Linked DNA regions of Homo sapiens: region 1 is linked to region 2. The links are chromatin loops, found by intact Hi-C in ENCODE. Cell type or tissue: endothelial cell of umbilical vein. All regions are shown on one strand.

The links. A loop is a pair of places that touch in the nucleus more often than their neighbours do. Peaks named below come from ENCODE experiments on the same cell type or tissue, not always from the same donor. Only the 100,000 strongest peaks of a DNase experiment are listed, where the experiment ranks them.
Region 1: a loop joins it to region 2, with 8 times the contacts of the local background. A loop is called at or near these places in 2 of 110 quality-filtered maps.

The regions. Positions count from the first base shown.
Region 1 is chr5:173,332,211-173,336,210 of GRCh38, reverse strand. LOC124901137 (a long non-coding RNA gene) reads right to left here. Exons shown (of 2, transcript XR_007059056.1): 2 at 1,089-1,401. Among named protein-coding and RNA genes, the nearest start is that of STC2, 5.8 kb to the right of the region's middle. In endothelial cell of umbilical vein, no CTCF peak of the experiment used is centred here; a DNase peak (open chromatin) is centred at 1,730; H3K27ac peaks cover 2,177 bases.
Region 2 is chr5:173,916,413-173,920,412 of GRCh38, reverse strand. All of the region lies in intron 2 of CPEB4 (cytoplasmic polyadenylation element binding protein 4), which reads right to left. Among named protein-coding and RNA genes, the nearest start is that of CPEB4, 30 kb to the right of the region's middle. RefSeq lists an enhancer at 2,151-2,410. In endothelial cell of umbilical vein, no CTCF peak of the experiment used is centred here; DNase peaks (open chromatin) are centred at 162, 732, 1,812 and 2,352; H3K4me3 peaks cover 1,374 bases; H3K27ac peaks cover 3,124 bases.

The DNA.
Region 1 (4,000 bases), 580 kb after region 2:
GACTTCTCAATGGGTCCCTGACTCAGGGGTCTCCCCTCCAATCCATCTGCAGTTCCCACGTCCTCAGGACTTCCTGGAACAATGCACTCTCCTTTATTGTTTAAGAGGTTTGCGCTGGGCTTTCTGTTACTTGCAGATGAAGCCAGATATACCAAGTCCTGGGGTCTAACCCCAGTCAAGGTTCCAACTGTGGGTCCTCTCCTCCCCGAAACACGGTCCCTCCTAGCCATGCCAAATCACCCAGCTTCTGCAACATGCTGCTTGCTCGCTCCTCTAGGCCTCTGCGTGTGTTGGTCCATCTGCCTGGATTCTTCTTTCTCCTCTTCTCCATCCTCGAAATGCCACCCTCCAATTCTCCAGGATCCAATTTCTACTTTTTTAAGTGAGTATAAAAACTAACATTTTTCATCGTTGACACCTTTCCCATGTCCCTCACCCATTCTCCTGGTTCATCTGTATCGTAACTCCTGCCATGTGATGCTATAAAAATTACTGCTTCCTCCCTCTGGATTGCTACCACAATAAGGGCAGCAACTGTGTCTATCTTTTCCGTTTCCCAGGATGCAACACCTAATCTAGTACACAGACATGCACAAGAGTTTGTTGAATGAATGAATATATGTCAGAGTGGGTTAGATTCTAAAATCTTCAAAGTGAAAAGCTTCTGTGGTCAAAATTAATCTTAAAACGTCTGTAAAATATTCATTAAGATATAATGTCCATGAGATATTCTATCAGTCCTGTATAGTAATTCTTATCACCACCAGAATTTGAGAAGAACTGAGTTACACCAAAGAAAGGAATAAACAGAGAGGCTGTGTGACGATGTCTCACATTCAAACCATCCATCTTTAAAGTAATCATCAATCAATGGTGGGCCTGTGTAAGAAAGGGCTGGGAATGGATGGAGACCTCTACAGTGACTCCCATTTGCTAAAGGAGTTTACTTCATTTTTGTTTTAATATTTTGCCCCTAAACTCTTAGCCCCCGGTGTAGCAGGAAAATGTCATCATCATCTTTTACCATCAGGGTCCAATGGATCCTTTCTATGTTTATGAATAAATCTACAGAAGTAAGACTAAAAGGATCGTTTTTTAAAACTTTATTAGAGACGTTAGTAATAGCAAATTTTCACAGCATATTTTCCTGGTTTTGAGTGTAGATAGGCCCAAAATGAGCAATGTCCTCTGCATGCAACTAACTGCTCACCAGCTGTCATGCATAAGCCTGGGACAGACCCATCTTATAAACACCAAGTCCTGATTTCAAGGAAATCTCTGATAAGTTCTAGCTCATCATTACTTCTGGTTCTTCTTCCACTTGCATCATAAAACTTATTACCTTTGAAACCTCTGACAGTTCATAATTTTGTTCAGGAGAAGATGGTCATCTTCTTTTCTCTGTAATTGAAAAGCATTTTTATTTTTAAATTTATAAACACCAATTAGAATGTTTAGTCCAGTGATTTTTTTCTTTCCTTTCCATACCACCTATTTCTTTTCAATCATCTTTGTACTCACCTTTGATCTGACTTCATCATTTGTCCCCTTCAAACTGTATCAAGAAAATTTCAATAAACAAACATAAAAAGTAAAAAAAAAAAAAATTGGCCCCCATTCTTTTAGCAAAACAGGATGCTCCAAGTTTTTGCGGCAAAATATAGTGTGATGAAATCATTCCTGTTGAATGACTAACAGGATGAGAATATCATATTTTTTGTTATCCTTAGAAATATATTGTTTACTCATGAATCCTTAAATCTGAGGAAATTAATCTAGGTTATTATCATGTAGGACTCATAGTCTGAGACTTTGCTTATACACTTCAGTCAGTTTCGCCATTATCGAGTCTTCCATAGTGCTGTCTCTCTGCATTCATCTTCTGATTTGACTAATAACTGTACAACATTTTCCTCTGTCACTTTTCTTCTCTTTACAGTTTGTGCAGAAAAATGAAAAATATAGCTGAATTTACAACTATATTTGATAAAAGTAAGAAGAAGAAGACTACAAAAATGGTATCCTCTGTCTTCTTTTATACTTTCTCGAGAAATGATGTAATACTTCAGGCAATGTGATCAAAAACCTGAAGGATGATACAACAGTGATAATTTGTTTCATTCTTGCATCATCCTTCTAGGTGATTCCATGATTCTCCCATTTCTTATTGGTGTTTTTTTTTTTTTTACCATAATTGGCAATAATTGATGAGTAATGATGAAATAATTTCTAGGGTGATAAAATGGAAGATGTTTAAAGATATAAGAAAATTAAGATCTCTAAGATCCTATGATACATCATCAATTTATAAATTATTTCAATAGTCATATGGTAACTTCAAGATAGAATGAGTTTTATTCTATTTTTGTTAAAAACTAGATGTTATCTTTCATCTTCAGAAGACTTCTGAAAACAAACAAAAGTCATGAAATACCAATCCTTACAAATTGTTAGAATTTCTCAGGAAAAAAAAAAACACCTTCAAAATCTAAAATTGGGTCCGATGGACCCTGATAACATACTGAAAGTTAAATCACATTAATAGATTTGGTCGTTTCCTGGAGCTTTCAAAATGTGGCTCCCTAGAAAACTGCCCCACAAAAAGATTCTTCCTTCAGCCACTTGACATCCAACCATTCTCCAACCAAAGTTAAAACCCACCCAGAGAGAGCTCTATCATACTATTCCAGCACCACAATGCCTGCCTCTGGGCCCAACCAGTACTCTCCATGGAAGCCAGGCAGCCCCTTGCCTGGGATACGTTCTCCTGGAGTTTGTCTCAAGATACAACAAGGAAGAAAAAATTATGACCCATGTAAAACAGAGAGGCCTTCTGGAATACCATTCAGGCTTCAGAGAAAGGCGTTAACAAAACTCAGACTACAGTCAGATGCCCAGTGTTTACTACTTTATATTCCTTCCAGTAAATGGGTTTATTGTGTTCCTACTCTCTTGGGGGTTTTTTTAATGCTTTTTTTTCTTTTGTATTTCCAGTCAATCCATGAATGGTTTGACTATTGATCTGTGACAGAGAGGAAATGCCCAATTCACAAAAGCGTTGTGTTCCCACACTTCCAAAGTTGGTTGTTTGGGGAACTCAGAATATATTTTCTTCCAAGAAACAATATTATACATGATAGGTTTACAGGCCAGCACCACAAAATCCTTCTTAACTCATTGTGTTGTTGGGCACTGCACTTTTATGGTATAAATTAGTAGAATATAATTTGGTTATAGTATTAAGAATAAACAAACCCAAATATTGAAGATATAATCTCCTTTATCCTGAATTATATTTAATGAAATAACCAGTTTAATGAAAAAAAGATAAGAGCAAAGATAGAGGCTTTTTTTTTTTTGAGACAGGGTCTTGCTCTGTCACCCAGGCTGGAGTACAGTGGTGCAATCATAGCTCACTGCAGCCTCAACCTCCTGGACTCAAGCCATTCTCCCAGAACCTCAGTCTCCCGAGTAGCTGCGATTACAAGCACATACCACCACGTCTGGCTAATGTTTGTATTTTCTGTAGAGACGGGGTCTTGCCATGTTGCCCAGGTTGGTCTCGAATTCCCGGGCTCAAGCGATCTACCTACCTCAGCCTCCCAAAGTGCTGGGAGATGGAGGCTTTTTAGGGAGAGACCTCTGCTTGCAAGATAATTTGGGAGGCCTGATAGCAGCAGTTTGTTATTTTTTTCTGTCCGGTTTCACCTTGATACCTTTTTTCATTTTCCTTCATACAGGTATGATGCACAGGAGCCAGGATTAGGGTAAATTTGAGACTCACAAAGGAAAACAGCAACGGATAGGGGAGCAAGAGGGAAAATAAGTGTGAAAGAGATCTCTTTGATGGGGGGATTAAGGCATGTTATTGCGAGGAGATTGGCTAAATCTGCATTAATTGATTTGCTAAGAAAAGGAAAGGAAACTGGGGAGAAGGCTGGAGACCCAATATCAGAACTTTCCAGGCAGGCAGAGTCGTGAGGACTGTGTAGCCAGACAG
Region 2 (4,000 bases):
GATTTTTAAAAGTTATTTATATTTCAATTAATCAGGGCTGCTCTTCAGAATTAAGACTTGCTCTTTATTGTTGGTTTCTCAAGCACTAAAAGGGGGCTCTAATTGGTTGATTCCTCCTTCTCTTTTCCAATACACAGCAACTGGCATCAACCCAACTGGATTCCAAAGAGATTATGGAAGTGCTTTCCCTTCAGAGTTCCACTAATGTTCTTAATTGACTGGTTACCAGGTAATACCCAGAATAAAACAAAGCCTTGCTTTTAGAACTGAGTGCAGTGGTGTAGGACTGAATTCAGAATCAGTCAATTAGATAAAATAATGAAGCCCAGAGGCAGCCTGACCATCTCAATGTCTGATTTGAAAAGTAGTGACTAGTTTAAACCTTCTTAAAAAGTATTCCTTTTACAAATTGTATGGCTAATTGTACAGGGCTAAGCAAGAACAATTTCAGAGAATTTTCTCTCTCCTCCTTTTTAGTTTTGGTAGTAAGGATAATGGTAATGTGAGGGGGAAAAACAAGAAATTCACAATCCAGGCACATACAGTTGATAAATGAATCAACTGCATACAACATTCAGGTAGAAAGTCCATGCAGGAGTTTTGGGAAGTAATAATTCTGTGGCACAATTGTGAACTGTTCCCTCGTTCCTGTTGCTAAACTAAATGCAGAGAATCTTGGATATTTTTATGACAACTATGAATCAGGTGGCATTTCTTCCCCTCCCCCAAAGTCAGCAAATAACATCGTCATGGATTATATAACAAGATCAAGGAAAGCCTTAAGACCTTCATAGACAACAAAGGGCTTTTTTATTAAGCAGATATTTGGGCTGTTTTTGTAGCTGCCAGGAAATGAGACAGCAAGAGTCACCTCTATAGAATTTTATTATAGAAGGAAAACAGAAAAACCAAGTGACACTATTAAAGGTGCACAATACACTCTATTAATTTAGATGTGGCACATGAATGACATGTATCCCCATAAATATTGTGGGGCCCCTTCTCTTTTTTACAGTAGGAAGGTCCCTAATATTTATCATTGACAAACTGTGGACAAAGTCTGAAAATCTTACTACTTAATTGTCATTCTGATTTCATTTCTGAGTGGAGATTACTATTTTTGCCTGTCCAGATGGTAAAACATAAGCTTAAATTGTACACAAAACTTAATATGACAAAGCAAAACATTAAAGAAAAGTACTTGTTAATTTGTTACCTGATTGTTGCTTGTTTTCTTATTTATCTCTAAGTTTTTATCTACCACACATAGTTAAATCCCTGCCCTGAATGTATGTCAAACAATATTAAGTCATAATAACCATATTATAAGGGAACTTTACTACAACTGAAAAGAAAAAATTATGTATTAAAAAAATCTTTTAAATGTATGTTTAACCTTCTAATAACATTAAAAGTTTACTATTATAATACTTCCCCCATCTACTCGCCCACCGTTACCCTCACCTCTCACTCAGGTAACAAAGAATAAAACGATAACCGATTTTCATGGCCTCAAAATAGGATTCCTTGTGTTCAATGTTCAGGATTAAGATAAAGGGGCTGCTTAAGTAATTACGGACCCACATCATGGATGACATAAGACAAATTCCCCCTTTGTGGCAACTGCTTATTTGATTTTCAGACCAAATAAAAACAAGGGTTAAATATTCAATCACGAATGTGTGGCAGGTAGAGGGCAGAGGATCACTATTTTCGATTGACTAGTATGTGTTATGTAAGTAAACGGGGCAGATGAGGATCTGGCCCATGCACAAGATGCATTTAGTTTGAACTGAGTTGGTTTCCATTCAGAGGCTAGAGGGAGAAAGGCTTCAGTCCGATCCTATGACGATGTCGGCATTCACATACATCACATGATTTTCTTTCCTAGGCATTTCCCCTTACCCTCCCCGCCTTATAAAAACCCAAAGACAAAAACAACAGCAACCCCAAATCTGAAAGGGGGTAATCGCACTGCTCAAAATCCACACCTTTGTAAGCTCAACCTACACAGTACAGTGAGGAATCCAACAAATCCGGATCAAAAGTAAATCAGAAAGCAGGCAGTTGTTCAAAATTAAGAATAGGCCCTTCACTTTTCATACAAAAAAATCATGCCACACAATTTCGCCCTCTTCTTCCTCACAATAGAAGTTACCTCAACACAGAAGCCCAGGTCCCATCCTACAGCACAGCTAAGCCAAGGCAAGAGAAAGACTGTTTAGGATGTTCCATTTCCGCAGTCAAGAGAGGGAGAGTACAGGAGGAGAAGAAACACGCTTCATTCCTACATAGCCACACACACATTTAATTGTAGCCCAGTTTAAATTATACTCTTTGCTATTTAACGTCCTCCATTACTTATGAGGCTTTGAGAATTAAGGCAACTTTCTAATTCTTAGGAGACTTAAGTCACTCCCCTGTTACGCTACTTTGAATTACTTGGTATCATCCAAACCGAGCAAGAAAGAGCCAGCCTAGTTCAGGAAGGCTTCAGCCAGACACGCAGGCAGCTGCCGGCCGACTCTGAGTCTTAAAGACTTAATGATATTTAAAGATCCCTCAATTCGCCAGACACATTTGATACCACACACTAATAATTTACTTGGAAGGAGAAATTTGATTATAAATCCGAGTAAAATTAACTGGTTTGCGTTATCCATTTCTTCTTCTTTTTTATTTCTTTGAGATGGAGTTTCAGTCTTGTCGCCCAGGCTGGAGTGCAATGGCTTGATCTTGGCTCACTGCAACCTCCGCCTGCCAGGTTCAAGCGGTTCTCCTGCCTCAGCCTCCCAAGTAGCTGGGATTACAGGCGCCCGCTACCGCGCCCTGCTAATTTTTACATTTTTAGTAGAGACGGGTTTCACCATGTTGGCCAGGCTGGTCTTGAACTCCTGGTGATCCACCCACCTTGGCCTCCCAAAGCCCTGGGATTACAGGCGTGAGCCACCACGCCCAGCCTATCCACTTCTTCTTTATGGTACTTTGAATCTGCCCCATTAAATGTCCCTTAAAGGAAAATGTCCATCTAATCCTTTAAAAAGGTTGGAGGTTAGGGTACCAGTAATCTGTTCTTATTTTGCCACAGGCAAACCAATTTAAATAGAAAAAGGTTAAATACTGTAAGAAATTATATACTCTCCCCACCATTCCTACCTGAAATAAATCATTCTAATATTAAAGCAACAGAACCTATTTTAGTAGGACTTCCTTTCATTTTGAAAAAAAATTATTTATTCCCAAATTACTTCAAATTTATAACATATGAAATAAATAAGTGACAAAATTTAGCAACTCTCATAGCAGGTTTCCAGAGCTATTTCAGCCTGCACAGAGTCAGTATCTGTATAAAATACTTGTTCTAATGCCTCTCTACCAGTATACAACATGTGTTCTCTAAGTCAACTAAGTGACTGCAATTTGGAATATAGGAATATTAGTAAAATGGTGTATCGAAAGAAAAGTTAAGGTTTCCTATTATTTATTACATATTTTTAAGTAGCACTAAATTCTATCCCAACTGTAAAGATACAGAATTTAAATAATCCCCACAGCCACTCTCTTACAATGATATAAAAAAAACTTTTATAAAACTGATGAAACAAGCTTTGTGTACTAAACTTTCAACTTGAGTTTCATGATTTTCTTCTAGAAAGGTTATTATAAATTCTTTTGCTTAGCAACAAAGAAAAGAAGCACAGATGGAATCATCACTTGCCCACTCATTTAAGCATTTGTTTCAAACAAATTTACAGCAATGAAAAATAGTCAGGGAAGGGTCTCTAAATTTAACACGTAGATAAAGCAAGAAAAAATATGAAAGTGTTTTAAAATGCAAGGTCACAACACCTTTGGCAGTCAGGAATTAAATACATAGCATTTTTGGAGTAGATCCATAGCTCTTAAAATAAAGCGATGCATGAAACACGTGAGGCAGTGATGTATAACATGCTTCCACTACTTCCTCTACATATGCAATAGGTTTCCTGGGCACCATGGG